7 separate regions of the Mus musculus genome follow, and regions 2, 3, 4, 5, 6 and 7 are each linked to region 1. Evidence: chromatin loops called from intact Hi-C (ENCODE). Cell type or tissue: left cerebral cortex. All regions are shown on one strand. Region 1 holds the start of Gm11753 (a long non-coding RNA gene). Region 2 holds the start of Cbx4 (chromobox 4). Region 3 has its middle 11 kb from the start of Enpp7. Region 4 overlaps Gm35878 (a long non-coding RNA gene). Region 5 holds the start of Gm39482 (a long non-coding RNA gene). Region 6 has its middle 6.2 kb from the start of Cbx8. Region 7 has its middle 12 kb from the start of Cbx8.

Evidence for each region. Peaks named below come from ENCODE experiments on the same cell type or tissue, not always from the same donor. Only the 100,000 strongest peaks of a DNase experiment are listed, where the experiment ranks them.
Region 2: a loop joins it to region 1, with 4 times the contacts of the local background. A loop is called at or near these places in 32 of 42 quality-filtered maps.
Region 3: it touches region 1 in a loop (6-fold over the local background); 9 of 42 quality-filtered maps call a loop at or near these places.
Region 4: a loop joins it to region 1, with 2.6 times the contacts of the local background. A loop is called at or near these places in 10 of 42 quality-filtered maps.
Region 5: it touches region 1 in a loop (3-fold over the local background); 31 of 42 quality-filtered maps call a loop at or near these places.
Region 6: a loop joins it to region 1, with 5 times the contacts of the local background. A loop is called at or near these places in 16 of 42 quality-filtered maps.
Region 7: a loop joins it to region 1, with 7 times the contacts of the local background. A loop is called at or near these places in 19 of 42 quality-filtered maps.

The regions. Positions count from the first base shown.
Region 1 is chr11:119,188,794-119,192,793 of GRCm38, reverse strand. All of the region lies in intron 3 of Tbc1d16 (TBC1 domain family, member 16), which reads left to right. Gm11753 (a long non-coding RNA gene) reads left to right here and starts at 2,248. Exons shown (of 2, transcript XR_880347.2): 1 at 2,248-4,000. Gm36111 (a long non-coding RNA gene) reads right to left here and starts at 843. Exons shown (of 2, transcript XR_389225.4): 1 at 592-843; 2 at 1-511. In left cerebral cortex, a CTCF peak has its summit at 2,136 (motif pointing right); a DNase peak (open chromatin) is centred at 2,140.
Region 2 is chr11:119,084,241-119,088,240 of GRCm38, reverse strand. It overlaps Cbx4 (chromobox 4), which reads left to right and starts at 2,004. Exons shown (of 5, transcript NM_007625.2): 1 at 2,004-2,292; 2 at 2,441-2,484; 3 at 3,613-3,678. The coding sequence starts at 2,224. In left cerebral cortex, CTCF peaks have their summits at 785, 1,532 (motif pointing left) and 2,425; DNase peaks (open chromatin) are centred at 1,881, 2,579, 3,062 and 3,920; H3K4me3 peaks cover 2,637 bases; H3K27ac peaks cover 2,423 bases.
Region 3 is chr11:118,996,693-119,000,692 of GRCm38, reverse strand. No RefSeq gene overlaps it. Among named protein-coding and RNA genes, the nearest start is that of Enpp7, 11 kb to the right of the region's middle. In left cerebral cortex, a CTCF peak has its summit at 1,916 (motif pointing left); DNase peaks (open chromatin) are centred at 1,085 and 1,866; H3K4me3 peaks cover 983 bases; H3K27ac peaks cover 266 bases.
Region 4 is chr11:119,107,889-119,111,888 of GRCm38, reverse strand. Gm35878 (a long non-coding RNA gene) reads right to left here. Exons shown (of 3, transcript XR_389219.3): 3 at 2,705-2,842. Among named protein-coding and RNA genes, the nearest start is that of Gm35878, 4.8 kb to the right of the region's middle. In left cerebral cortex, no CTCF peak of the experiment used is centred here; a DNase peak (open chromatin) is centred at 2,338.
Region 5 is chr11:119,089,435-119,093,434 of GRCm38, reverse strand. Gm39482 (a long non-coding RNA gene) reads right to left here and starts at 294. Exons shown (of 2, transcript XR_880343.1): 1 at 1-294. In left cerebral cortex, a CTCF peak has its summit at 1,686; DNase peaks (open chromatin) are centred at 1,765 and 2,332; H3K4me3 peaks cover 1,372 bases.
Region 6 is chr11:119,032,666-119,036,665 of GRCm38, reverse strand. It overlaps a transcript of Cbx8 not described here. Among named protein-coding and RNA genes, the nearest start is that of Cbx8, 6.2 kb to the left of the region's middle. In left cerebral cortex, a CTCF peak has its summit at 2,349 (motif pointing left); a DNase peak (open chromatin) is centred at 2,331; H3K4me3 peaks cover 297 bases.
Region 7 is chr11:119,050,430-119,054,429 of GRCm38, reverse strand. No RefSeq gene overlaps it. Among named protein-coding and RNA genes, the nearest start is that of Cbx8, 12 kb to the right of the region's middle. In left cerebral cortex, CTCF peaks have their summits at 1,089 and 2,366; DNase peaks (open chromatin) are centred at 476, 978, 1,583 and 2,341; H3K4me3 peaks cover 1,089 bases; H3K27ac peaks cover 260 bases.

The sequences.
Region 1 (4,000 bases):
GTGTTCAGATCAGTATCCATTCAGTGTGGGGTCCACACAGCGTCACCTAGTCACCTAAAGAAGTTTGTGTCCTGTCTTCTCCCTGGCCCGCGTCCTGTGTACTCAGAACACAGTTCAGTATGGGATTACTGCACTCTGAGCATCGGGAGTGGCTCATAACCTGAATGCCCTTGATACAGTGCACTGTATTGTCGTCCATGACTCTGTTTATCGACCGACCGGCTTTGTCCATGGCTAGGGCCCCTCACTGCTCAGGGCCCTGCAGCACCGGGCTCGCTCTGCTCAGGGGACCTACTTTGTCCATGGCTTTGAGCTCTCTCTGGTTGAGTGTGGGTCTGTACTCTTGAGGTCTTGCCTCACCTCTCCTTACCGGTTCTTGGCCAGACTTTTCCTTTCCCTTTGTAATGGTTGTACGGCTTCCAGCAAGAGGGCTGTGCTGGCTCACCATCCCAGTGAGTAAATTCTGCAGCCCAGACTCCTCCCTTCTCTGAGCTGAGATTCCAGAAGTCACCTGCAAGGGAACTGGGCTGTAGATATAGAGATAGATATAGGGTGGGGACATTGGCTGGTCAGGGTCATCTTGAACTCAACTCTGTTGTCAGCAGAGGCTGGCAGGTCTTCAACAGCTGACCACTTCCAGTTAAAGCTCCCGGGTCATCAAGGAAGGAAGGAAACTACTGCCCCTAAGCTGAAGAGGCAGTGTCCCAAGAGACGGGTCGTCTCCCTCCTGCTCCCCCTCCCACCCAAGGCACCTGAGCCAGGGCTGGGAACTTCTCCACAGCCTCCTGGGGTCCCTGATGTAACCTAGCCGACTGGTTGCACAGGCTCCTGAGGCTCACTGGGGCCTGTCTATTGCATCAGCAGCTCTGATCATCAAGGCCAGCCTGAGGTCTCAGGCACCCTTAGGGGATGACGTGGCAGCTCACTGGGCATCCGGGAGATCAGGCAGTGCCTCTAGGGGCCCATGCTGGCTGTCACAATGTAACCAACATATGATGAAACCCTCAGACACCTGGGGGGCTTCTGTCCTGAGATGCAGACATCCTTATCTGTCTCCGGCTTGCATGCCCGCACTTTGCAGCCAAGCAAACTGCACCTTCTGTTTCTTTCAGTTCCTCTCCCTAGGCACCTGTGTCATGGCATACAGGACATGGGGCTATGACTGACCCGACACTTTCCGTACAGAGTGTGCCCCCATTCCAGAGAGTGCCACCTTGTTTCAGGGGTCCACATAAACAGTCACCCACTTACTTAGCCACACTTTACTCTGTACAGTCATCCTCCAGCTTTGCTCCTCCTTAGCTTCGAAGGGTAAAACACATGGACACTAGTGGTGGGCCCTGGCAGCCAAACCCTGGGCCATTTCTCAGCTCTGCCTGTCCACTGCACAATGGGGCTAGCACCTGACCCTCCAACAAGACAGCCCTTGGGAGAGGCTGTGGACCACGGGCCCTGAGATAAAATATGGCTCTGAAGAGGGCAGCACAGGGAGATGGAAACGGTATCAGGATCCACTAACGTCTGTAAATATTTAAACACAGCGAGATTCATGTTCGGTAGCTTAGTCTCTCTGAGTCTGGTAGCCATGCAGGGACCATTGTCAAGTGACAGTCTCCTCCCCGAGGTGCTTCGGGGGGCTTGTAGTTCCAAGGATCACTATTTTATTGGGGTCACAGACTCCCCTCTTGAGAGATGTGGAAAGACCTCACAGGTAAGGCTGCGTGACCAACATGTGTCCCCATCCATCAATCTCCCTGACAGGGTCAGTTCTGAGAATGGCCGGGCCACAGCTGCCAAGATCAGTAGTGGGTGCTCAGGGAGGGATGTCAGGGACGGTCACAGCCTGCACCAGGCCCACCTGGGGTGAAATACCTTGGGAGGAGCTGAGGGGCATCTGTCAGGATGGGCAGTGGCCGTGGCTGAGGACAGTCATGGACGCAGGGCATGGCAATCCCCAAAGGGCCCACGTGGGCCTCAGCTCCTTGCAGAACGGTGGCCACCTCTTACCGCAGGGTAGGGTTTGAGCACTACAGCCCCAGCCTTCCTCTTTGCCACGCCTCGCCTCGTACAGTAAACCGCAGCAGCCAGCTGCTGTCCCCAGAAATTCTATTGTGTGGAGTTGGCAGGGCAGGCTGGAGGGATCTCTGGGTGCCCAGCAGATGGCAGGCTTCTCCCAGATCAGCAGGGGCCATCCACCCGACACTTCCACCCATTCCTTCCTCCTGGACACCACACCCATTCCCTCCTGTTCTTCCTTCATGTGGTTGGTTTTAGGGAAAACTAAACGGTCCAGACAGCAGACGACACCCCCCCCCCCAGGCAGTTGTTATGGCAACTGCCTTAGTTTTGGTCAGTGGAACGACTCAGAACCAGACCCTGGCTCCTTGCTGTGGCCTAGCTGAGACCAAAGCCTGCCTTCTCCTTCCCCATCACCTCTGCCTTCTCTTTGGGTGGTGGTGAATGTCCCCAACACTTTGAGCCAGCCACAGCCTGCCTCTTTAGAGACCAAACAGGTTCCAAACTGGCTTGGCCACTGTCCCTAAAGCAAAGGCCTCACCTGGAGTGGGTGGCCAGCTGAATACAGCCTGCTTCCTATCCTGTCTACTCACCCTCTGTGGGCACATGACCCACCAAGACAGGCCCACTGACTCAAGGGTGCCTTGTCCGGCTTGACCTTTGCCTTCTGCCCCTACTTTTCTGAGATACGGTCTCATGTCCCAGGCTGACCTCAAACATGATATGTTGCTGAGGTTGGCTTTGATCCTGCTTGGTCCTGATGGCTCTCTACATAGATTCCGAACACTGAAATTCCAGGTGCGTGTCATTATAGCAGGCTTTGTGCGTATGTGCACATGTGTGCCGAGGCCCACATACATTGACACTGGGTGTCTTCTTCAGATATTGCAGCAGCTTTCTCATTGATCTGAGAGCCAATCTAGCTAAGTAGTTTGCTCCAGGGATCCGATCTCTGCCCCACAGTGTTGGTTTGGAATGGCATTCATCCGGGGCCTATAGATTTGTACTCTGGGCTTCATGCTTGAGTAGCAAGATATTTTACCTGCCTTCAGATCTTTTTTTTTTTACTGTTATTATTATGTAGATGGTTCATGGTCCATATAGCAGTGTTAGAGAGGTAAGAGCACTGTTGCTCTTGCAGAGAACTCAGGTTCCCTGTACCCACACAGTGACTCCCAACAACCTGTAACTCCAGTTCTAGTGGCCTGATGCTCTCATCTACTTCTATGGGTGTCAGGACACACGTGTGGCACACGTGTACATGCAGGCAAAACACATGCAAATAAAATAGATACATATCTTAAGGAGCAAAAGAAAGACACAGACTGGGAAGGAGGCTGCCTGCTAGCACATGCAAGACCCAGGTTCAATCCCTGACACCACCAAAAAGGGATCAAACAAACCCCCCCAAAAAAACCCTGACTAGAGCTAGTGTGTGTGGGGGTGCGTGCCTGTAATCCCGGCACTCAGGAGGCAGCCTCGGGCAGTGGGGATCACTAGTTAAAGGCCAGCCTGGGTTCATAATGAGTTCCAGGCCCCTGTTTCAAACAAATAAAAAAATAAATAAGGAAAGAAGTATGAAGAGAGAGAGGGGAAGAAGGAAGGTGTAGGGGAGGGGGAGGGGCGGGGAAGGGGTTGGAGGAGGAGGAGCAGGAAGAAATGAAGAGGTGGACAATGATATTTAGAAGAGCAGTGGTTCAACTGGCCTTGCACATCCACGTTCACAGCCCCGTGGGTCACAAGAAGCAGATGTGGAAGATCGGGTGATCAGGCAGAACAGTGGGCGGGTCCACAACCTGGAATATAGGGCCAGGGGTGGGGCTCAGTGGCAGATCTTGTCTGACGTGCCTGACAAGGCCCTGGGTCCCATGGACCCACGCACGCACGCTCACATGCACGTTCATTATCCATCCTTCTAGGGAGGAGAAAATTCAGGCTGTGAGGATGTTGTTCTTAAGGTAGTGAGTTTGTGTTCACAGAGGGA
Region 2 (4,000 bases), 100 kb after region 1:
GTTAGGCACCGTGTTTGTGTGTGTGTGTGTGTGTGTGTGTGTGTGTGTGTGTGTGTATAAAACATCCAAATATAGTAGGGGTGGCCCTTTTCTAGTGCCCCTCCAGCCCCAAGAGTTGGGGTGACGGTAGTCACCCACATCCCATCTTGCGATTCTCCCCTCCTTGGAGACTCTTAGATTTGGGCCTTATGATAGTCAGAGACCAGCCGTTGCACACTGAGTACTCTCTTGTCTCCAGAAGAGGACCCCTTCCACCTCAACACTCTAAGGAGTAAATTCTGAGAGAGCTGCCGCTAAGCAACAGCGGAAGCCACAGTGTTGCAAAGTGGAGGTGCGTGGAGTCAGCGTGTGTGTGCAACATCAAACTAACCGTCTGAAGACTTTTACTGGATGCCTGGGAAAACACAAGCCCTGGCAGGCTTTTGGGGGTTCACTTCTGCACCTGGCCCTTCGCAAGTCATCACAACATAGTCCTCACCAGGCACCCTGAGACGCAATAAAAGCAGGGACAGAGACTCGGACGTCTCCTTGCCCTCCCCCTCCGTCGACCCACTCTCCTCTTTTGCGCTTTTTCTGTCTCTGTGGACGCTCAGCCAAGGGATTGCGCAAGCTTCCTGCTCCACGTTCTTCAGGAGCCCTGAGCTGGGGCCCCGGACGCACCACAGGCAAGGCACACCCTTACCCTCCCACTTAGAATGGCATGTTCTCTGTCAAGTCTACCCACTGCGACCCCACGGATCTCCCAGGCCCACTGTGGCGCCCTCGGAAGGCCGCGTCTGGCGCAGCAGCTCCCCCAGCCGGACGCTGGCGCTGAATACCCCTGAACGTGCGGGGCTGGCCGGCTCCGAGGTGCTAAACTTCACACTCCAGGGCTCCAAAGGCCGCGTCAGCAGGGCTTGGCTGTCAGAGACCAGAGGACGGGAATTCAGGAAGACACTGTGGCTCCTTGGCCATTTCCCCTCCCCTTCTCGCAGTCCACTCATCCACCAACCCTCCGCCTCAACATCTACTTGGTCCTCCCCACTCTTACTTTTGAGGCTCTTCCATGAAGCCCCACGAAGTCCCCTTGGACCCCCCAGACTCATTCACCCCCATATTCATTCTCTCTCTCTCTCTCTCTCTCTCTCTCTCTCTCTCTCTCTCTCTCCCCCTCTCTCTCTCTCGCTCTCTCTCTCTCTCTCTCTCTCTTCTCCCAGCATCTCAGACTAAGCAAGAGGCCTTGCTTAGAAACTGCCCCTTCCCCGCGAATGAGTGAACCAAGTGTAAATTAGAAGCCGTTCAGAATCTTGGGTGGCATCGGATTCAGAGCCCCTTTCTGCTGAGGTTCTTGAGTGCTAAATGCCCCGTGGCCAGCTGTTTCTTTGTCCCTGTCTTCGCCTCTCCGTGCTCCTCCACTTGTCCAAGTCCTCAGTCTTCTGGCTCTTTCTCTCCCCACCTCGCGGCCTAAATGCCCAGAGACTGGCGGGGCGGGGCGGTGGGCACCGAGGGTGGGGTCCTGAACTGCCCCCGCCTCCATTCCGCCCCCTGCCGGAAAGTCCCCTGTGCTTCCAGAGCTCTGCTGGACAGATGTAGTTGGGAGCAACTGTAAAGTGCAGCGGGTGCTTCCGTGGCCCCCAGCAGGGATCCCCGGGCCTTGCACAAGCAGAAACAGAGGCCGAGGGTGGGGACGGGAGAGTCCCAAGTGTCCGGCTGCGGATCAGAGTGGGCCCGGTCGAGGTGCCCACCCTGGCCGCCTAGGCAGAGACACCTCTATTCCGCGGCCCCAGCTCACTTTCCCGGCTCTCAGATCCCTCCCCTGCACCTCCCCGCGCCCTCCTCCTCCCCAGCCTCCTCCCGCGCCCTCCTCCTTCCCTGCTGCCCAGACCGGGGGCCTCGGGTAGGCCGGGCTGCGCCAATCCGAGGCGCGTCCCGCCTCCTGACGCCGAGCTGGGCCCTGCGAGGCCCCGCCCGCTGACGTCCGGGATTTGCATGAGTTCTCGTGCCGCGGCGGCCCGGGCTCAGTTGTCTGAGCGAGCGAGCGAGCGAGCGAGCGCGAGCTGAGAGCCGGCGGGTGCAGGCAGCGGCGGCGGCGGCGGCGGCCAGGCTGTTGAGGGGCGAGTGGCGGCGGCGGGGGCCGGGCGCGTGGCGAGGTCCACGCGCAGGATCGTATCGGGGCGCCGGCGGGAGCTAGCTGTGTCTGCAGCCGCGCCGGCCGCTTGCGCCCCTGAGCGCTCGGGTTCGGCCATGGAGCTGCCAGCTGTTGGCGAGCACGTCTTCGCGGTGGAGAGCATCGAAAAGAAGCGGATACGCAAGGTAGGGGTGGCGCGCGGGTGGCGGCGCCGAGGCGCGGGAGCGGCGGCGGGAGCAGCGAGCGAGAGGCGCGGAGGGGGTGGGGAGGCTGCGGGCCGGAGCCGGGGATCCCGCGGAAGCTGATGGAGTGCTGTCTCTTCCCCCCCTACAGGGCAGAGTGGAGTATCTGGTGAAATGGAGAGGCTGGTCCCCCAAGTAAGTGGCGGCGGGGGCCGGGTGCCTCGGCACCAAGCGCCCTGGCCAGCAGACCCGTGGAGCTGGTGGGGTGGTGGGGGAGCGGACGGGAGGCGGGGTGGAGGTGGGGTGGAGAGAGGAGGGGGTGGGGAAGTCGGTGGCAGGCACTGGGAAGCGGAGCAGCCGAGCCCGAGCCGGGCGCCCTGTGTTGTGCTCCGCTCTCCGGGAAATGCCATCACTAATTTATGCGCTAAAAGGAGCCGGAGGAGCTGGAGAGACGCGGGGCCGAGCCCGGGAGGCCGGCGGAGGGAGGGAGGGCGCAGGCACTGACTGATGTGCAGCAGAAAATGGCTCCTTTCCCCTTTCCCTCCACCGAACGGCTCCATATTGCAAAACCAAAAAAAAAAAAAAAAATTTTTTTTAAAAGCGACGAAAATGCAATTGTATGCGTCCTCCCTCCTGGTGGTGCAGGGTAGGGAAGAAAAAAGACAGAAAATGTTGGGAACTGTCACTGCAGCTCTTTCGATGGGGAATTTTTTTTTTAATTTGAAATGCGAAGGCACCGGATGGAGACAGGCGCAGGCACACACACACACACACACACACACACACACACACTCGGAGAGGGAGAGGGAGAGGGAAAGAGAGGCATATTTTTGTACTGCTGAGTATTTGGGGTTTGCTTGCCAGTGACAGCGGTCTCCTGGGCCTTGAGGGGGGCGCTGAGCTGTGAGTTACCGGATTAGGGGTCCAATGCAGACCAGCTGAAGCCCTACTGGAGACTTGGGCTGGGGATAGGGAGGGGGACTGCGACTTTGCTTTTGGGCTGCTTTGCACGGAGGGTTTCTGGAGAGGAAAGTGGCCTTGGAACACGTCACAGTAACATGCTTAAAATTCTTGACGACTGCAAAATAAACTGCTAGTTTCGTTTTCTTCACCCCCTCCTTTCCTCCTGCCCTTGTGTGTGTATTTTAACTTGGGGGGTAATCAAGGGCCATGTTAAGCCTTAAGAAACCTACTGTCTACCCTCCACATCCATAGCCTTTGATTCAGGAAGCCACATAGGGCCTTATGTCATTCCCAACCTGGCCTTTTTTTTTTCTTACACTCTGCCCCCCCTCCCCGCCCCGTTCCTTTTTCACTTGCAAGATATAACACGTGGGAACCAGAGGAGAACATCTTGGATCCCCGGCTGCTGATCGCCTTCCAGAACAGGTGAGCAGCCTGCTGCCCTGGCCATACATAGGTGGGCCATAGGGGATGGATGACTGCTTGCAGCAGTGGGAAAAGGGGAAGGGGTGGGAGGGGGCAGGCAGGAGCCCCACCCCCAACAAATCCGGATGGGCAAGGCTGCGGCCTGGGCTTCTCTAACCAACGTCCTTGGCGGTTGCTGCAGCTTGGGAGTGGGGGCAGGGTAGGGCTGGGGAAGGTAGGCTTGTGTTTTGGGAAACTGCTGGAAGACTACGTGGGGATGACCCTGGATCTGCCTAGGAATACTGTACCTGAATTTCCGTGACCCCCTCCCTTGGCAACCTTG
Region 3 (4,000 bases), 190 kb after region 1:
CACCCAAGCGCAAGCCTACAAGGAGAACATGTATGTAATCTAAAATTAAAAAACATTACTTCCTGTGACCTCTAGTGTTCAGTGGCTAAAAAACCCATTTTCTACCTAGTGATTAATGATTTCATTAGCTGGTGGATCATGCAGACGCACATAAAACCTGACATAGGTTTATCATACATAAAATTTAAAAGTTGATCTCAGCTCTTGGGGAGAGGACTGGCTGGGATTTTTAAGGGGTTCTTTTGTCTTGGAGAATCCTGCCTGAGTTCAGCCAGAGCTGTCCAGTGTGTTTGTTTTACGGGGTAAGTTGCGAGGAAGCTACTTCACCACGATTCACATGCAGTTGGGGAGATGTCCAGGTGGACACTTTGAACGTTTTTCCTGGGTCTTGCTTCTTGTTCTTACAACAGAGAAGCCAATGCCAGGGTCGCTTCCTTGGGGCAGTGGGGGTGGGTAGAGAGTCAAGACTGCTGTGACCACACTAATAATCCAGTATCAGGGTGCCAGGCTATAACGCCGAGAATCCAGGTGACAGAGGTGACTCCCATGTTCAAGCACAGCAGGTAGGGCAGTCAAATTGGACAGCAAGGCCTGTGACTACTGCACGTCCACAGACCCAGGTGTGCAACCCTATTCATAAAGGTCTATTTTCTCCACCAGACCCTGGGGATGTTTCCAGAGTGCATTCTGGGACATCAAGATCTTTCAATATGCGCGCGAGTGTGTGGTGACCAGCATGTGTGTCATGCCCAACTTGTAAGATCGTCAGTGCTAGGAGCCAGTATCTCGCGTTTTCGCGGTTTTTTTTTTTTTTTTTTTTTTGCGTGTATTTCCGTGCCTAGTGTGTGCAATGGTGAGCCATGAAGTGCATGCGGGATTCCTGCACTGCATCCGCTTCCAAACCTTGCTCCAGCTCTGAGCTCAGCTCGCCTCGAACGCAGTGGTCCAGCCCCAGGCGCCAGAACAGGCCGCGGGTTACCTTGGCAACAGATGCTCCTCCAACCCGGCGCCACCGAGAGCTGCTGCGGCCAAGCGTGGGGAAGGGAGCTGCACATCCAGACCGGCAATGTGGGGGAGGGGAGCCACATCCCCGGAACCGGGGTAAACGGGGTGCTCTAGACACGATCCCTGGGGGTCATTTGCAAGCTCCGGTGCTAATAGCTAACGTTGTTCGTTGGGGGAGCAGCTGGCTTGTGCTTGTGTGTGGAGGCACCTGATGTCCCTCTTGCTGGTCGTGCACCCGTCCATTAGCCATAGCTCGAGGTTATCACAAGCTGGGCGGTCCGGCTTAGGAACCTGCAGATCCTCCTAATGGGTCCCCGCCAGAATAAGAAACGGAGGTCGATGGGGCGATTCGAAGCCACTGGCTTACTGGTTTGTGGAAGGACTCAATTCTATCACAGCATCACCTCTAGGGAGGGCTGGCCAGGTCCCACTGGGATCGAACTCAGAGGATGTCTGTCTTTATCTGGTTCGAAGTGTGGAAGTTGGGTGAGACTAATTTCCACCCACCATCCATTTATTCTAGATTGTGGGGTCCTGGCTGGCAGAATGCGAAGTACCTGGACACGTAGATCCCTAGGCCTACCCACACTTGGATTCAGCGCGTGCCTGTAGGCGTGCAGTGTGCGCCCCGCGTTCGCGTTCGCTGTGCGTGTGCTCAAATCTGAGACCAACTGATGCTGAGTGTGGGAAAGCAGGGGATTTCCCTGAGGGGAATGATGTCTGGGCTTCAGCATCCCGCTTCTTTTCTCTAAACCGCCCCGTTCTCTTGGAGGCACCCTGCCGATATCCCCGAGGCTGAGTCTGAGCAATCAGAGCTGCAGTAGCTGAGGTGGCTCTCGCCCACTGCAGAAGCTGCCTGGGAAAGGCTTTTCTGTCGTTGAGGAGCCCAGGAGCGCCACCTCCTGGCGACAGCCGGCATCATAGAACCAACTCTGAAGGGGCGGGGCCTCTTGACAAAGGGGGCTTTCTGTGTCCCCACACGGACCACCCAAGTGGGTCCCAGGATGTTTCATATGCTGCTTCCGGTTGACAGGCCACTGAAAGGGTGGCATGCCGTTACCTCTGCCTAGCCACGTCCCTGTGGGTACGGGATGAGGGACATGGCTTTGTTTCCCTGGAGTTTGTGCAGAGTCTGAGCTGGGTCAGTGACACTCAGAAATTTGTGCAGAGAGACTCCCCATGCAGTTTTTGGGGACATGCTGAGGCAGCCAGGATAGCTCATGGTAACGGAGCATCTCCATGGGAGCTTGGGGACCCGTTCAGATGCTGGCCCTGGGGAAGCTAAGTGCCTTCCTGCAGAGCTTTCTGCACTGGCTTCCCAGATGACAGATGAGGAGGCAGGAGCCTGCCTGCTCTGTGATCTAGTCAAAATAGTATTTTAAATTCGCCCATTTTTTTCTACTTAGTTATTTATTGCCAACCCTGGCAATAACTAATTAATAATTAAAACAAACGTTTTAAATCCCAGCAATTGGAGGCAGAGGCAGGTGGATGTCTGTGAGTTCCAGGACAGCCAAGGCTACATAATGAAACCTTGCCTCAAGATGAATTGCGTATGTGTATGCCCCTGCCCTTGCTTGTATGTGCATGTGCATACGGAAGCCAGAGGTTAACATCAAATGTCTTCTACCTTAGTTTTACTCTTTGACCCAAGGACTCATTGTACAGCCCTGGGTGTCCTGGAACTCACTATGTAGGCCAGGTTGGCCCTGAACTCACAGAGATCTTTCTGCCTCTGACCCCCATTTGCTGAGATTAATGACATGTTCCACCACTCCTGGCAACCTTCCACTTTTATTTTTAAGTTACATTTTACTGTGTGTGTGTGTGTGTGTGTGTGTGTGTGTGTGTGTTCTGGTTGCCACAGTGCACATGTGGAGGTCAGAAGGTTCCTTTCAAGGAGTGGATTCCCCTTCCACTATGTGGGGTCTGGGACTTAAACTCAGTTCATGGGCTTGGTGGCAAGCATTGTTCTTCAGTGAGCCATCTTCCCGAATCCTCCACCTTGTTTTTTCTGAGACAGGGTCAGTGTTTGGGTTATAGATTCAACTCACCATAGGTTTTTTTTTTTTTTTTTTTTTTTGGTGCTGGAGATCCGATCTCAGGCTTGGGAAGCAGGCACCCCCCTCCCCCCAGCCTTCTCCCTGCCTCCCTTACATTTATTTTAAAAGGCAACAGTAATATGTGTAAGTAGATTGTCAAAGGTGATCCTAACCAGGAATGTCACTCAGATGAAACAGTTGCAATGTCACTTGGATGAAACAGTTGCATCACCATCCGGGTGTGGCTATGTGGCATCCAGCCAGGTGCACCGGTGACCCCTGCCCTGTCAGGAAGTACCAGTCAGAAACTTTCTGCTTCCGAACAAGTATGCTTGAAGGAGATTTGGAGGTGGGGGCTTTCTCAGTGTTTTGGCATCTGTCATCCTGTCTAGTAGAAAACATATTTGTGAACTCCAGCTCTGAAGCACCAAGGCCACCACAAGGCTTGCTTGCTTGCTTGTTTGTTTGAGGCAGGCTCTTGCTATGCAGACCAGGTCAGTTTCAAACATACCATCCTCCTGCTTCAGCCTCCTGAGAGTTAAGAATTACAGGCATGGGCTGCCTTCCTGGGTCACAATCCCTGATTTTACAGATGACAGAGTTAAGGCCCAGGGGAAACTTGACCAGGACCAAGAAGCCAGTGACTGTTGGCAAGGAGCTGGCTGTTTTTTGGGTGATTCCATATATATATCAGCCCTGTTCTGCACAGGGGAAGCTCAGCTCTGTAGGAAGAAACCCTCAGCTCACCCATCATCTGGAGTAAGAAATGGGGGTGACCCCTCTATCTGATCTCCATCCAGGTGGGGCAGATTTCCAGAGAGACTGAAGTGAAGCCTGTGACAGGGCTGGAGCCAGCCATAGAGACAGGGCTAGTGTGTGTGTGTGTGTGTGTGTGTGTGTGTGTGTGTGTGTGTGTGTGTGTGTGTGCTCGAGCGATAGAGTGCTGGCAATGG
Region 4 (4,000 bases), 81 kb after region 1:
TACCTGCTTCTGCTATATTGGCTACAGACTCTGCCAGGGTCCCTGAGACTTCTGTTCCCAGGACAGGGAAGGGTGCGTCCCTAAAGAAATCTTGTTCACTTCTGCCTTTCAACCACCTTGTCAGGGATGGTGTACAGTGGGTCTTAGGACCTCGTCTTGAATCTCCCTGAGACATTCAGTGCCCCGGATCTATAAGGGTGATCACACCCAAGATCTTTGGAAGAGACAGCCAGAGGCTAGCAGCAAGGGCCTAGCAGGCAGGCAGGGGAGCTGGGGAACAGCAGCTGGTACCAAACCCTACCCCAGGCCCCGCCCATAGCCTACCCCAGGCCCCGCCCATAGCCTACCCCCAGGCCACGCCCATAGCCTACCCCAGGCCACGCCCATAGCCAGGCCAGCACTTAATCCTCATTTTAGCTACTTAACCTCTCCCCGGGGACCAAGCCCTTGAACTCCTTCTAAAGAATCCTTTGAGGGCTCAGAGGACAGTGGTGCCAGCACTCCTAAGGTCCCACCAACCCTTGGGGCAAGAGGGACTTTTTATCTAAAAGCTGTGTGCTCCAGCGTCCCTGGAGGTCTCTCCACATCGCAGAGACCCACCATAGAAGGCATACCAAGCTGGTGGCACTGGAACCCCAAAGCTTGCCTGCCCCGGGCCTCACATGCTGTCCATGCTGAAAGCCTGGATGAGCTTTCTTCAAATTCTCTCAGGTGAGGGAGCTCCAGTCAAGCAGAATGTATTCAGAACCTGTGTGTGTGTTTGTGCGTGTGTGTCTGCGTGTGTGTCTGCGTGTGTTTGTATATGGGTTTGTGTGTGTGCATATGTATATGTGTCTGTCGGTGTATGTTTTTGTGTGTGTGTGTGTCTGCATGTGTTTGTATATGGGTTTGTGTGTGTGTGCATATGTATGTGTATCTGTCTATGTATGTGTGTGTGTGTATGTGTGCATGTGTTTGTATATGGATCGGTGAGTATGTGTGTGCATGTATACATGTGTGTGAGTATACATCATGTGTCTGTATGTAGAGCCCAGAGTTTAACCTTAGCTGTTGCTCCTCAGGAACCAATCGCACTATTTTATGTGTAGGTGTGTCTTGCCTGAATGTGTGTCTGTGTGTCATATGCACATATGCATGACGGGTGTCTTTAGAGGCAGAGGAGAATGTTAGATACCCCGGAACTGGAGTTGCAGGCAGTTGTGAGCTGACAAGTGAATGCTGGGAACTGAACTTCGGTGTCCACCCACCCTCCAAAAAACCAGCCAGTGCTCTTAAGCACCAAGCCATCTCCAGAGCCCCCTCTTTTGAGGTAGGGTTTCTCACTGGTCTGGGGATTACCAAATGGACTACGGTGGCCAGTGATCCCCAGGGTCCTGCCTGTCTCAGCCTCCCTTGTGCTGGGATTACAAGAGTGATCACCATTCCTAGCTTTTTGTGGTTTTGTATTTCTTCTTTCCTTCCTCCCTCCCTCTCTCCCTCCCTCCCTTCCTCCCTTCCTCCTTTCCTCCCTCTGCCCCTTCCTTCCTTCCTCTCTCCCTCTCTTCCTCCCTCCCTTCCTTCCTCCCTCTCTCCCTCTCTCCCTCTTCCTTCCTTCCTTCCTTCTTCCCTCTCTCCCTCTCTTCCTCCCTCCCTTCCTTCCTATCTCCCTCTCTCCCTCCCTTCTTTCCTTCCTTCCTTCCTTCCTTCCTTCCTTCCTTCCTTCCTCCCTCCCTTCCTTCCTATCTCCCTCTCTTCCTCCCTTCTTTCCTTCCTTCCTTCTTCCCTCTCTCCCTCTCTCCCTCCCTCCCTTCCTTCCTTTCGTCTCCTTGCACTGGTTCCTGGAACTGGATGCTCTGCAAACGCTTTACTCCCTGAGTGTCTCCTTAGCCCCAGAACCTCTTCCAGGTTGAACAATCCAAGACAGGATGAACCCGAGGCAAAGTGTCTGCACTGCTCTCCAGAGGGTTAAAGGAACACCCTGGCCGGCTGCCCAGCAGGTAGCAGGAATCAATCTGTCCCTACTGAGGAATTTTAAACATTGTCCCAGAGTCCACCCTGAAGGTAGGACACTGGCCTGAGGCCCAGTGGCTTCCTCTCAGCCCTCAGAGGGGTGGGCCCTTGTACAGGGCCTATAGGCAGTAACCACAGTTGAAAGCCAGACAGACACATAGGACACTCCAGCATGGACATGTCCCAGTTCTGAATCTCAAAGTGGGTGCCGCGTGCTTTTATTTGATAAACTGTGCAAACGTAACCCACCCAGTGTCAAGTAGCTAGGGGTTTCGGTTTTAATTTTAGTCACTTAAGTCTTCTGTGGTAGAAAGAAGTAGAAAAGCAGAGTGAGTGTGGGTGTCAGCCGGTTGTCACCAGTGCTGGGCATACATTTTAATGTGTGCTCACGCAGAAAGAGAAAACTCAATACAAACCAAGCAGACCTGAGATGGAGCTGGGAGAGATGACAAGAGACAGGAAGTCTATCTTCCCTTCCTCTCTCCCACCTTCCCATTCTGTCTGTCTCTCTCTCTCTCTCACACACACACACAAAGACACACACATTTTTCAACACTTTTGGTAAGAGTGTACCTTATAATAAATATTTTAACCATACACATAAAAGGGACACCTGGAAAAGCTGAAGGAGAAAATGGACTCCAAAGCTGCCCTCTGACCTCTGCATGTTCACTGTAGCATGGCACACACATCATGCACAGTGCAATAATAATTATTTTTAAGGAATTCTTTATTTATCTTATGCATATGAGTACACTGTCGCTGTCTTCAGACACACTGGAAGAGGGCATCCAATTCCATTACAGATGGTTCTGAGCCACTATGTGGTCGCTGGGAATTGAATTCAGAACCTCTGGAAGGGAAAGTCAGTACTCTTAACCACTGAGCCATCTCTCCAGCCTAATAATAATTATTTTAATTAAAGAAAAGAAATCCAGCTATACGAAGAACCTCTTTTAAGTGTTTTCCTGTTATGAGGTGAGTTGAGAACAAAACAAATAAAAAACAACAAAAACCAAACCAAACCAACAAACAAAACAAAACCAAACAAAAAAAAAAAAAAACGACCACAGAGAAGCATTTCACATGACATCCTCCGTCACGGAGCCTCATTCACGGTCTGTCAGTGACCCGAAGGCTGTTGGCTTCCTCCTACCTCCCTGCACCTGTACCACAGGCAAACCCAACTCCCAGAACTGTGCAGATGGCGCAGCCAATGCTCTCAATGGCTGAGCCAGTCGGTTCCAGCCCCAGGCCCTGAACTTCCAATCTTCCTGCTTCAGTACTATGGCAACCTTCCTTCCTTTCTTTCTTTTTAAAATATTTTATCTATATGTTATTTTGCTAACATCTATGTATGTGTGTCATGTATGTGTAGTGCCATTGGAGGCCAGATGAGGGTACCAGATGCCCTGGAACTGGGGTTCCAGAGTTGTGGGCAGCCCTGGGGAGGGTGAGATTTCTGAGAAGCTGCGAACTTGTTCCATTAACACTTTGGCTGCATGAGAGGCTCTCCCTAGGACTCTGATGGGGAGAGCGGAGGGACCCAAGGGCACTTCCAGCCAACCATGTACACAACACTCTTGGAAACTGGGTGCCATGGAAACTGGGTGCCACAACCTAGTTTTGAGCTCCTGCTCCTCCCCTGGTAGCAGAGTAAAGGTCTTGTAGTGGCACAGGGGAGGACTACAGAGTCTGCCATCTTCCCTATTCTCAGGCACCCGACCTATGAGCTCACCTCTGAAAACTGTAGCCAGGGAGGCCACCTTGTCACCCCTCTTCTCCTCTCCAAACTGGCTACCTCTCCTTTTCCAAGGTGGCCATCATGAGCTCCCACCACCCCTTCCCTCTGCTCCAGCCCACACCCTGCGGTCTTCTTTGTCCCGTGCACCCCTGTGCTGGCTCCAATGCCCTGCATGTAAGCATGCATGTGTGCCTGTGTCTGTCCCTCCCTACTGTCCCAAACTGGCCTATTCAAGATCTCCCCAGAGCCCCTTCTTTATACTCTGAG
Region 5 (4,000 bases), 99 kb after region 1:
TCCTACTCTGGCCTCTGTGGGCACTGAACATACATATACAAACACTTAGGGACACACACACATACACATAAAATAAAGAAAAATAATAAAGAAAAATAAAAGATTCTCCTGCCACCACCTACTAAGTAGCTGGGATTGCAGGCATGTGTTACCATATAGAGATTACCACAAATCTTAAATATATAATTTTAAAAAGTAAATTATGATCCAGCATGATACCACACCCTTTTCATCCCAGCACTCAAGAAGTAGAGGCAGGCAGAGCTCTGTGAGTTCAAGGCAAGTGTGGTCTATATATCGAGTTCTAGGCTAGCCAAGGCTACATAGTGGGACCTTGTCTCGACCAAACAAAAAACCAACCAAACAAAAAATAATAAAGGAGATTAAGGCTGGGGTGTGGCTCAGCCGGTGGGCCACTTTCATAGCATACAAAAACACCTGGCTTTGATCCCCAACACGGCACACAATCCAGGATGGTGGTACACAACTGTAATCCCACTACTCGGGAGGCAAGAGACAGGAGGACCGGGATTTCAAGATCACCCACATGCCTGAAAAAAAGAAAACATTTTCAGAAATCCCTAGGCGTCGTGGGCACTGCACTGGAAATGGATAGCTGTTAAGATGACTCCGTGCAGGAGCGTGCCCTTTCTCAAACAGGAACAACACGCATAGCAGTTCTTTCAACCAATGGCTAGGGCCGGTGGCATGGAGCTTTATCTAGGTCATTCCGGTGAGTATAAATACGTACTTTTCAAGACAGAGTCTGAAACTGCACATGATGGCCCAGGCCTGTAATCCTAACATTCAGGAGGTGGAGGCAGATGGATTAGGTGTTTGCAGCCTAGGCTACGCAAGGCCCTGTGTCAAAACAAATAAATAAAACCCAGAGAGACACAGTCTGGCCCACCCCTTATCCTTCTGAAGGTCATTACAGTTATGTAAGACTTGTGGTCACTCTTCCCCTACCTAGGTTAGCTCTCTAGTCTCAGTAATAGTCACCAGGAAGCATCCATAGGTAGGAAAGTGCAGGCACTTCACTGTGAGATTGGGTCTCATGTAGTCCAGCCTGACCTTGAACTCCTGGCTCTTCCTGCCTTTCTTCCCAACCGCTGAAGGGATAGGCACCGTTGTACCCTGTTAGGCTTCTTGTAGAAGCCCATGTGCTTCCCAGCTGACCTTTTCCAGTTCGCCCAGGACCCCCACTACTGACTGTAAAACTGGTTCCCCTCGGGTACCTGTCCCTTCTTTGTAGTTCTTTTGAGAACAGAACAAGGGTGCCTTGGACTCTTTTAAAGGTTTCCAATTTAACAATGCATGCTTGCCTCTCAGGAGACTCCTGTTTGGGAGGAAGAGCACTGAGCTTGGGGTGGGGAGGTGGAGGTTGTGGGGAGGGTTCAGAGGAACCAATGGCCCTCACCTAAGATATGTTTAGTCCTGGGTGTTCAGGAACTCCTAGGGTTCAAAGTCTCTCAGAGGATGGCTGTTTCTATCCAAAGGCTCAGAAGTGCGAAGGCGGGGTTGAGCATAGGAGGCAGGGCCTTCAAAGATTGCTAGGCCACCCCAGCGACAGGGAGACACCCCCTATAAACACACTGGGCCCAACATGTGTCAAAGAGACTAAGGACAGCCAGGGCAATCTGGGAGCTTCGAGCCAGCCCGAGAGGAGCTCGCCCCCTAGGGGAGGGCTCAGCAAGTGCAGGCCTCTGCGCCCCTGCCCCAGCTCGGACCACTGAGCACTGGAGCTGGCAGGTAAGGGGCCAAGCAGATGTCCCAGAAGTCCTCAGGGGCCACCCTGGAAAACATCTTTGAGAAATGAGTTGGGCAAGGGGGCTCCTTGACCGAGACTATCTTTCTGGAGGTGGAATCAAGGGGACACCCACACATTTCAGGATTAAGAAGGGTCACAAGGTTGGACTTAGTGACCACATCCCAAGACTTCGTCATTGCGCGTGGGGGTGGGGCCTGGACCCGGGAAGTTGGGGGCGCTCCACGGGGAAGGACAAAGTTGCACCGAAGTCAGATGAGGTTGTAGAAACGCCCCAAGCCCAATTCGACAAACACAATGTAGAATTTGGGGGTGGGGTGCCCAAGGCGTTATATGCAGGCCAGACAGTAGGCTGGACCCTACCAGCCGCCATCCACCGCCAGAAGATCCCCGACCACCATCTTCGTTCGGCCCTAGGTCCTGTGGGGACAACCCCCCACCCCCAGGTGTTCAGTGTAGCTTGCGGCGCTCCCGCCCCAGGGGATCGATCGGCTGCAGGCGACGCGCAGCCTGGGCTCCCAGCCTTCGCCTCCTCCCCCTCCCCCTCCCCCTCCCGGGCTGCGCAGGACGCGGCCTCTGAACAGCGTCCTCGCCGTTCCGGGCCGCGGCCAGACCGGGCTCCCGGCCAGGCCAGCCAGGGAGGTGGAGACGCGCCTGGCCTTTCCGATCCGACCCGCCCCTCTGCCTAGGGTTTTGGGGGAACCAGACGAAAGCGAGCCCAGCTACTCTGCGTGCTGTGCCCGGCGCCCCCTCTTCTCCCACCCAGGATCCAAATACCCCCTCGGGCGCGCGCTTAACCCTCTGCGCGCCGTGAGGCTAGAGCTGGGGAGGCGGGTGGGGGCGGGGAGGCGGTGGCGCCTCGGCTGACGATCTCTTCGGGGTCCGCCGGAGCGATTTTCATTTCTTTCCGGGGCTGGCTGCAGCAGCTAGCTCTGGTTGGGGCGGGGTGGGGGGGAGAAAGAAAGAAATCTGGCCTGTGTGTGGGCCCCGCTGGGTTTGGGCGCGCGACGGGGGCACCCGAGAGCAAACTGCAAGGGGCGGGTGTGTCGGGGCTCACCTCCACGCCAGAGGGGACCCTGGGCCAGGCGGTGGGCTAGTGAAACCCAAATAAAAAGCACAGGGTTTGCCGAGGCCGTTGTGTGCGCGTGCTAGCAGCAGCGGTGGACAATTGTGTCGGCTTCAAAGATCATGTATGAAATATGGTCCCGGGGGCGCGGATCCCCAGGCCGGCGGAGCCTCGCGATTGAGAGCGGGGCTCTAGGCGGGTGGGCTCCTTCAGGCCAGCCTGGGGAGACCTCTTGACGTTGGGAGAGGATGGACCAGCGGACGTCGCAATCCCCCACCCGTCCCGCTTCGGCGCCCGCAGACCCCAGCGTGCCGCAATGCGGAGGAACGGCCCTGCAGGGCATTTGTGGCCCCAAGGGTGCCCAGGTTCTGCCCAGGGCCACTGCCTCACTGCCCCGGCCCTCGAAGCCCGCGGCCCTGCCCGTGTACCCTGCCACCTCTAGTCTATCTGCACCGCAGATCCAGCACTACGCGGGTTCTTGGAGTGGGACCTGGAGACGTCGGGAGGGGGGCGGCTTCGCGGTGCAAATGAAAACAAATCCTTCGCGGGTGGTGTGACAGAGGGCAAAAATGGGGGTGGGGGGACGCGTGGAGCAGATCGCTGGCAAACAAAGCCGTTCTTCCTGGAGTGTGCAGGGGAAGGAGTGTAGGGCTCCCTCCCGCACGCCCCTTCTCCACCCCACCCCCGGCAGTTTCACCGGGTCAGCTCCCCCAAGCTAAGCCGCCGCTTAAAAATTGTTTTACTAACGTCAGCTCTCAAGTCAAAGACAATTTCCCTACTAAGGACGTGGCAGAGAAACGAGCCCTTGCAGTTTGGTGGTCATGCCCACTGAAATCCCCTTGGCTGTCTGAAATCCACCCGGGGCAGCTGGTCCGGGAAGCTTCAGGCCCCCTTTTCCAAACAGAGCCCAGAGTTGGGGTCAGAGGGCGGCGACGGCAATCTCTCGTGGACGGGGAACCCATTCACCGAGACGGCTCCTTTAAGAAGTTTATTTTCCCCCGGTCGGCACGGGTCACGCTTGTTCCAAGACTGGGTTCTCAGTAACTATTCTCCACTCTTCGGTCATTAAAAAGTTCCCAGCCTCTCCGGGATCGGATCCTTTGCCCTGCCTTTCTAAGCCCGGGCCTACCGCTGGGCGAGGGAACATCGCTCCTCTCTTGGGGCCC
Region 6 (4,000 bases), 160 kb after region 1:
TACCGACTCCCTTTCTCTTCTCTCCTTCCTCGTTTGTATCTTCCTTCCCTCCAACCTTCCTGATTCTGCCCTCACTGCCCTCGTCGTCCTGCCGTCTGTCCATGGCCGTCGTGTGTGTCTCCTTAGCTCGCTCTTGAGAGGCTGACTTGGGGGTGGGGGTGGGGGTGGGCAGGGGTCGGGGGCCACGCGGCTCAGAGTCTGTGGAGCCTGGGTGTTGGGTTTATGAGTTCTCAGCTATGTATAAATCTCCAACTGATCTCTGCCTCGGCTCAAGAGTGAACCCTTGGTACCTATCTTGGGTTGTGAATGTGTCTGTATCCAGTATCACTTTTTACGTGTTTAAATATATGCTTTGTAAATAGACACGTGTCTTGGCTTCATTATTTTATTTATTTCCCAGAACAGGGAAGAGGTAGCCTGGAAAGGCAGGATACTTGCCTTTCTGACTTGATGTCCCTCACTCCACTCTCATACTCTCAAAAAGGTCTGGATTCCCGACAAAGGCCGGTTCCCAACTAGGACACCCCTCAGTGAGAGTGAGGGGAGCTGGGTTGGGGAGGGAGCGAGTCGTGACCTTTCTGAGCTTTTCCGCGAGCTGTCTTCATTGCCGGCTTAACTTCTTTGGGATGCCGGCAGAATTGGAGACTCCTGAGATGAAGTGTGCGCGACCTCTGGGCTCTACTCACTCTGAGGGAGGATTCCCCCCAGCGCTAAACACCCTTCCATACCAAACTTCCATAGCTCCTGACAACCAGGAGCCATGCTGACTCCCTCACTGCCCTTGACCCGAGCCTGCTCCTCAATGCTGTCACAGGACTTGTGCCCCAGACCCCTCCAACCTCACCAGTGCTCCCCGAAATGCAGAGTCTCCGTCTATTGATTGAGGAATTGAATTCGCGGCTATTGCTAGGCAACTGCCTGCTTGGAGCCGGCGCAGAGCGCGCTGATGTGATTAGTGAGCTGGGAGCCGCCGACCCTCAGCCCCGCGCTCCCACCACCAGTCCCTACGGCTTCTTGGACCCTAGTGTTCTTTCGGGTAGATACCACAAGGTTGGATGAGGGGCTGCCGATGGAGAACATAGCATGGGGTGATGATGGTGGGTGTTCTCAGTCTTCTAGGCTGCAGACTTCTCAGCAGAGAGGCGGGGTCCTGAGGCTGCAAAGGCGACCCATACTCCGGATTCCCAAAGAGGACCTTACCAGTACTGAACCTAGTTCCACCTCCATATTCCTGGGTAGACGTCGCTCCCTTGCAGAAAAAGCTGTAATCCGTGCGAACACGCAGAGCCCAAGGGGAGGGAGGGGGGAATACGGACCAGGTCACATCTTTTGCCCTTGGCCCCACCTTCCTCCTCCAGCTCAGTGACCTGCGTGGGAGGCTGTGGGTCAACGTCTGTGGTCCGGGGTTGCCAGAGCAGGTCATTGAGTGTCCAGTTGAGCGGTCAGCTTGTCTCAGTCGCCAAGAGGTCCAAGGTCTGTTTCTTAGGCCACCTCAAGGTGCTCTGGGTCGAGCAAGCTCTTTACTGGGCCCTCTGGAGGGCGATGGCCATCAGGGAGACAAGAAGGCACTGTGACTGTGCCTGGTGACTTCAGCAGTAGCCCCTCCCTCAAATATAGGTTGGAATCCCGCACCGACCCTTAGGGATTTCTCCGCTTCTTTGGTCACCACCAACTTCAACCTGGGTTCAGGGCTTCCTCAGAGAATTTTCTGGGTGTATTCTCCTTAAGAGCAAAGCACGGGTGTGAGGACCCCTGGCTCCAGACAGCCTTCGTTCAGACAGATCTCCCTCCGTCCGTTCTCTTTGGCAGGACGTGTTAGAGCCGCTGTCGGAGCTGAGCCTTGCCCAACACAAACACGGATTGAATGGAATACTTATGGCTCTACTTAGAGCCGGTTTTTTTTTTTTTTTTTTTTTTTTTTCCCTGACTCTTGGATGCTCACAGCGCGCGGCTCTGACGAAGGCCCGGTGCTGTGCCCAGGACGACAGTGGTATGCAAGCCTGCTCCACTCTCTGCGGATGCATCCACGGCTTTTTTCTTTTCACCAAAAAGTCCTTCAAGCCAGGGGCGGCTCGGATTCAACGGGATCCCAAGGTAGGAGCGAATAGGATCACGAACGGGTGCCATCAAGGATGGAAATTTAGCTGACAGCAGGGAGAAGCAGTAGGCAGAGGCCTGGACTTTCTTTCTGCGGCCGCAGACGGTTCGGCGGGTGGTTACTCTGAGCAGCAGGGGTGTAGACAGTGCAACTGAGTTTACCACAGCACGGGACAGCGGGGGATTCCGCCCTCCTCCCCATCATCATTTAAAGTCCAGCGACACGAACTTCGTGGGGAGCGCGCGCCCTCTACAGGCAACGGCGTCAGCCCCTGTCCCAAGTACACCCCTCCCCCTCTCTGGTTCACGTCTGATAGACGTGAAGAAAAGCCTTCTTTCCTCTTAACCGGCTTCTCCCAGCATCACCTTTGTGCCTTTGTGAATCGGCCTCGACCCACGCAGGCTGGACAGGAGGGAGGTGGTGTTCACTGGCCTAGAACCCAGCTGCACCAATCGTACCAGGTGCCCTCCACTTGGTGTCAGTGGTGCCTACTCTAGGATGGAGGTGGATTGATTAGGTGGTCAGACTAGGAACACAGAAATTAATAAACATCAATGTAGGCCAGCCCCGCCCCCTCAACTTTGGTCTGGAGACCTTGTCCCTGTAGACATAGATTTTCAGAGAGCCTAGCTGGCCAATGGGGCCAGCACTTGTTCCTGTCCTGACCTGAGGTCTATGATCTAACTGCCCCTATCCACCTTTTCAAAAAGAAAAGAAACAAAAGGCACTGAAGACAACAAAAGGGAAATCAAATCGTCAGCTGCCTGCTTTGCAAGAAACAAGGAATGGGTTTCCCTGGCTGGAGAGATGGCTCAGATGGCTCAGCTATTAAGACCTGCGTTCGATCCACAACATCCACCTGGAAGCTCAAAACCCGTAACTCCAGTCCCAGAGGATTCACCATCCTCACAGACATTCATGCAGGGAAAACACCAATGCACAAAAATAAAAAGACATACGTTTTTTTTAAAGTCGTATCTCTGCAACAAGGTGTTTCTATCTGTAGTGTTGACGCCTCCCCACAGCCTGACATCCAGGCCTGAGTCCCAAGCAGCCTTTCTGCCAGGAGTGGCCCATCTTCCCCTACACTTCAGAGGAACTCTATTCTCCTGGGAGGCCAAAGGAAATTTATGAATAAAATTAATGTTGAAGAGAGTAACACAAGTCTTGGGCTGGGGAAGGTTGTGTAACAGCCTGTCTTCCCTTCATCAGTTGTGGGGGGAGAGTCAAGGTGGCCCCTGACCAGATGTTTCCTGCCCTTCTCAGAGCTTCCCAACATGGTACTGTGGAGGTGAGAGTGTTGGTTTTACTTTTATGTACTCTGTAAGGGGGGAAAAGTGAGTTACTGTGTATCTCAGAAGCTCGGTGGTGGCTGGAGGCCTGTAAACATCCCACTTGCCCAGTAATTAGCCATCATTGTCCCATAATGAAGGTTACTACCAGCATCTAACAACTGCTTCTCACTGCTGTCAGACAAATATAAACATCCTTGATGGGAGTGTGTGTGTGTATATGTATGTATATGTGTATATATGTGTGTGTGTGTATATATATACATCTACATGTACATATACATATATATGTGTGTGTATATACACACACATGTATACACACATATATGTATATGTCAAATATATATCTTGATGGATATATATATTTGATGGATATTCTTGATGTGTATATATATGTATCAGATATATATGAGTATATATCTGACTATGAACATGAATATATTATATTATATATGTATATATATATATAATATATATCTTTCCCATTAAGCCAGTTTTTCTCAAACTTGGCTTCTTGGATATTCTGGGATGGTGGACTTTTGTATGGTGGACTGCCTTGTGTGGTTCTGTGGCACTCTTGGTCTCTGCTACATGCTGGTAGTAACCTTCA
Region 7 (4,000 bases), 140 kb after region 1:
CCTGAGTTTGAGGTGATCCGGTGTCTTGTCCCTAGAGAATTAGCGACATAGCGACACCTTCTGCCGCTGCCAGTTCCCACCCCACTGTGGGCCCAGCGCTGGGCATCTGACCTCCAGCCCACAATCATTGAGCCACTGCGTTCGGCCAGTAAATCCGAGAGTCTCTCTTTTATCCCATTTTCCCCCATTCCCAGGGCTTCTCGCCCCCTCCCTCGCAACAATTCTCAGGTTTTAAAAGTAACCTTTAAATGAGACATCGATTTATCATTATCATGATTGTATTCAGAAATCCAGCCCGAAGGGACGCCCTGGGAGATGCTAATTTGGTGGTACCCACTGGCTGTTGTGGGTTTGCACACCCCTAGCCCCGCAAGCGTTTTTCTTCCGAAGCTAATTGCTCTGATTAACGGGTGGGGGGCAGCGTCTGAGAGAGGGGCTCTCGGACTGCTCCCAGAGCGCGGTGCGTGTGTGCATGCGTGGACCTGATGCTGCAGAAGCTACTGCGGCAGACACACACATACACGCGCGCGCGCGCGTACACACACACACACACACACACACACACACACACACACGCTAGCTCCTCTCCCGCATCCGGGCCTTCCCGCCCATCTCCGTTGCTCTCTGGGTTTGGGGAGGGGGATTCGTGGGGTGGGAATGTGAGCAAAGGGGGGGGGGGCGAAGAAAGGCCGATTGGACACAGGAGAAGAAGTGACAACGAGGGCGAAGGGGAAGGGGGTTGATCAGGGGAAAAATGGGGAGAAGGTGCAAGCAAAACTGGGGGCTAGGCAAGGAAAAGGGGTGCCGAGGCGAGAAACCGGGATGCCAAGGGAGAAAGAATGGGAGGGGGCGGGGAGCGGGCGGGGGCGGCTGGCTCCTTTCCACTCGTGAGAGCCCGGTTGCCGAGAGACGCGTCGGCCAATGAGCGTGCACCAGCTCAGCCCGGCGCCTGCCGTGTGTCCTTATATGGTGCGGCCGCTCGGCTGGCGCTCGTGCGCATCGCCATATAAGGACTGGAACCTAAATACAGGCTATACCTTGTTCTCCGCTCCCGGCCTGGGCGATCGATGAGTGCGCCGCCGAGCGGCTGCGGTGCGCAGGCTCCCGGCGCTGACCGCGGGAGGTCCGCGGTGGACACCGCACTTGGCCAGATGTGGCCGGCCTAGTGGCAGCTCGGCCAGCTGTGCGTCTCCTCCTTCCCGCCAGCTTTCCCTCCCCCACCGGGTTTCAGAGGTGCAAATGCAAATGAATCAGGATTGAAATCTAATTGCTTTTGTTTAAAAAAAAAATGAAAAGGAGCGAATCTGTGTTGGGCTTAAGGAAAAGCGAGTGCGGCGTGGAAGGTGGGGGTTAAGAATCTCAGGAAACCACGCCAAATGCCTGGAGATAGGGAGGGCTAGTTCTCTGGAGGTTCAAAGTCCCTCCAGCTGTCTTTTGAGATTTTTCTGGTCCCTCCTTCATGAGTCCCAGGATCCCACCTTTCCTGACACTTGGCTCTGGGCCTATCTGATGTCCATGGCCCAGGTCCAAGGGCAAGGGCTACATGTGGCTGTTACTAGGAGGAGGCTAGAAGCTGAGCCAAGGGCCTGGAGCCCCGGGGGCGGGAAGGCCTGAAGCCAATCAAGCTGTGTGTAAGGAAGACGTAAGAGGTGTGGCCATCACATCCCTTCCCATTTGTGGGGCTGGCCCTACTTCCCAGTGACAGCTTGCTGCTGCGGCAGGCCAGTCTCCCTTGAACCTAGTTCAGGGAATAGGCCACCTGGGTGGGACTAGTGCTGGTTGGGGATGAAAAGACAGTTGGCTCAGGTGAACCCTGCTCGCACCCTGGTCATCCTCTGAGACTGCTTTGATTGCTGACCCCAGTGCTCCAGCAAGAACTTGCGTTCTTGTTCTCTCCACTCAAGCCGGAAGAAATCTGAGGAGAGGGTGTGAATCCTGAGCCAGGATGTCCAAAACAACGGTGTTGAGCCAGAAGGACGTCTAGTTGGGCAGAGTTAGCTCAGTCCCCTGACCCCCAGTCCGTGCAAGCTCGAGGGTGTTATATGGTGATACAGATCTAGGTAGCTCACCCAGCACCCCCACTGAGTGCAGACTGAGGTCTTTCCCTCCTTCCCACTGCTCACAGGAGACACTCCTGGAATGTTCCAGCTCTCCAGTCCCCACCGGCTGGTGGTCTGAGAAAAGTCTCTGCAGGAGACTAGTACTGGTTCTGAGAATGTGGTCCCCCGGTGCACATCCTAGAAGCCCTGCAGGTTCCCCTCTCTGTGCAGTTTTGTCTGAGCCTAGTTGGAGCTCCCCTCGTGCCTGGAGATGCCTCAGAGACAGCCTCCCCCTCCACAGAGGCCATTTCCAGTAGCAGGATGCCACCTATAGCACGTACCTGGAATTAGTCCGACTTGAAGCTAGCCGCCAGTCTCGCGGAGCCAGAGTGAGGATCTATCTCTCTGAGTTGTCCTTTTTGAGCAGGTGGTCTGGCCACCAGAACTCCCTACTGGACCCTTCCTCCTGCCTCCCGAGCCCTTTGGTAGCTCTTGGCTAGGCACCAAAGGGCACCATTGCATTTTGGAGAGTAAAGCTTGTACCTGGTATAACTTGGACAGGAATATTGTTATTTCCACTAGGAGTGTCCATGGTTTAGTTTTTGCATGCTGTTCTGTGTGCCTCAGCAGTTCAACCATCAGCATGTATTCTTCAGAAATTCTGGAACACCAATAAACCTGTCTGAATGCTCTCTTGATGCACATGGACACCAAGCTGCCCCAAGAGTGATTGCTCAGAATGCTTACTTCCTAGGCAGAAACTTTGATCAGGACCAAGGGATATCTTCAAAACACCATAGCAAGCCAGGGGCAGAGCAAACCTGAGCAGCCCAGAGCAGCCCAGGCTTGGTCAATATGACACAATGGCCCACCTAAGCCTTCAGCTTAGGGACTGGAGGTGGCTTCTACCACAGTTCCTAGCCAGTCACTCTCTCAGCAGCCCTGGAGAGGAGCCCATTAGTAGGAAATCCTTCTATGCCCCGGTCTATACCTGTGAGAGCCACCTTGAGCCCCTCCCTTCACTTCTAGGGGGTCAAATTCAAGTCAAGCCTGCCCCTCAGCTTAATATCATCAGTGAGGTGCTGGCCTCTCTGCGTCTCTCCTTTTTAACAGGGTTAACAAGCTCCAATCAAAGGGTGGCAGGGTGAGGAATAAAAGCCCAAGATGCATTAAGTACAGAGCTTATGATGGTGCAGCCCTCATTCCAGGGATGGGAGCTACAGACACCCACTCTGGCACACCCTCTTAGGCAGGCTGCATGCCAGGTTTGAGGAATAAAAATGTGTGGGCACTGGAACCCAGCACTCCCCAGAGGCTCCCCTGGCTAATGTGTTGATGGATATCAGCTTCAGCGCTAACCTGCCCTTCTATAATCGCCTCCTCTCCTACCTGTGCCCCACTTCTCCCTGCTGGTCCCCCCAAAAGTCCAGACATGAGTTTCCCAGATCGTTGGAGCAACACCCCAACGAAAGGAGTGTCTGAGAGGTAGCAGCAACCTTGTTGTTTTAGGACTCCGAGCTTGGGACCCTTTGGCTCAGCTTTGGAACGTACAGGTGTGTGCATGAAAGGTCCAGAGTTCCTGTGATTCAAAGCACTTATATCCAGATGTGGAGGAGGCCCATCCCAGCAGCAGTGGGAAAGAGTCTGCTGGTCTTAGAGGTGGGAACTTGACCCAGTGAACCTAAGAGCTTCCTGGATCCTGTTGAGCTTTGAACCCCACAATTAGGAGGGGCCCCTAATCTGCAGAGAGTACTCTGGGAGAGTTCTCGGGCTAGCAGGTTGACTTACAGACTCAGAGAGATCTCAGTGACACACTGACAGGGGTAGAGGAAGTGGCTTCGTCTTGCTCCCCACCTCCACAACACACACACACACACACACACACACACACACACTTTGGTGTCTTTTACTTCTGTTATCAAAGCTACCACTCTTTGTCCTGGAATCTCATGGCTTGTCTG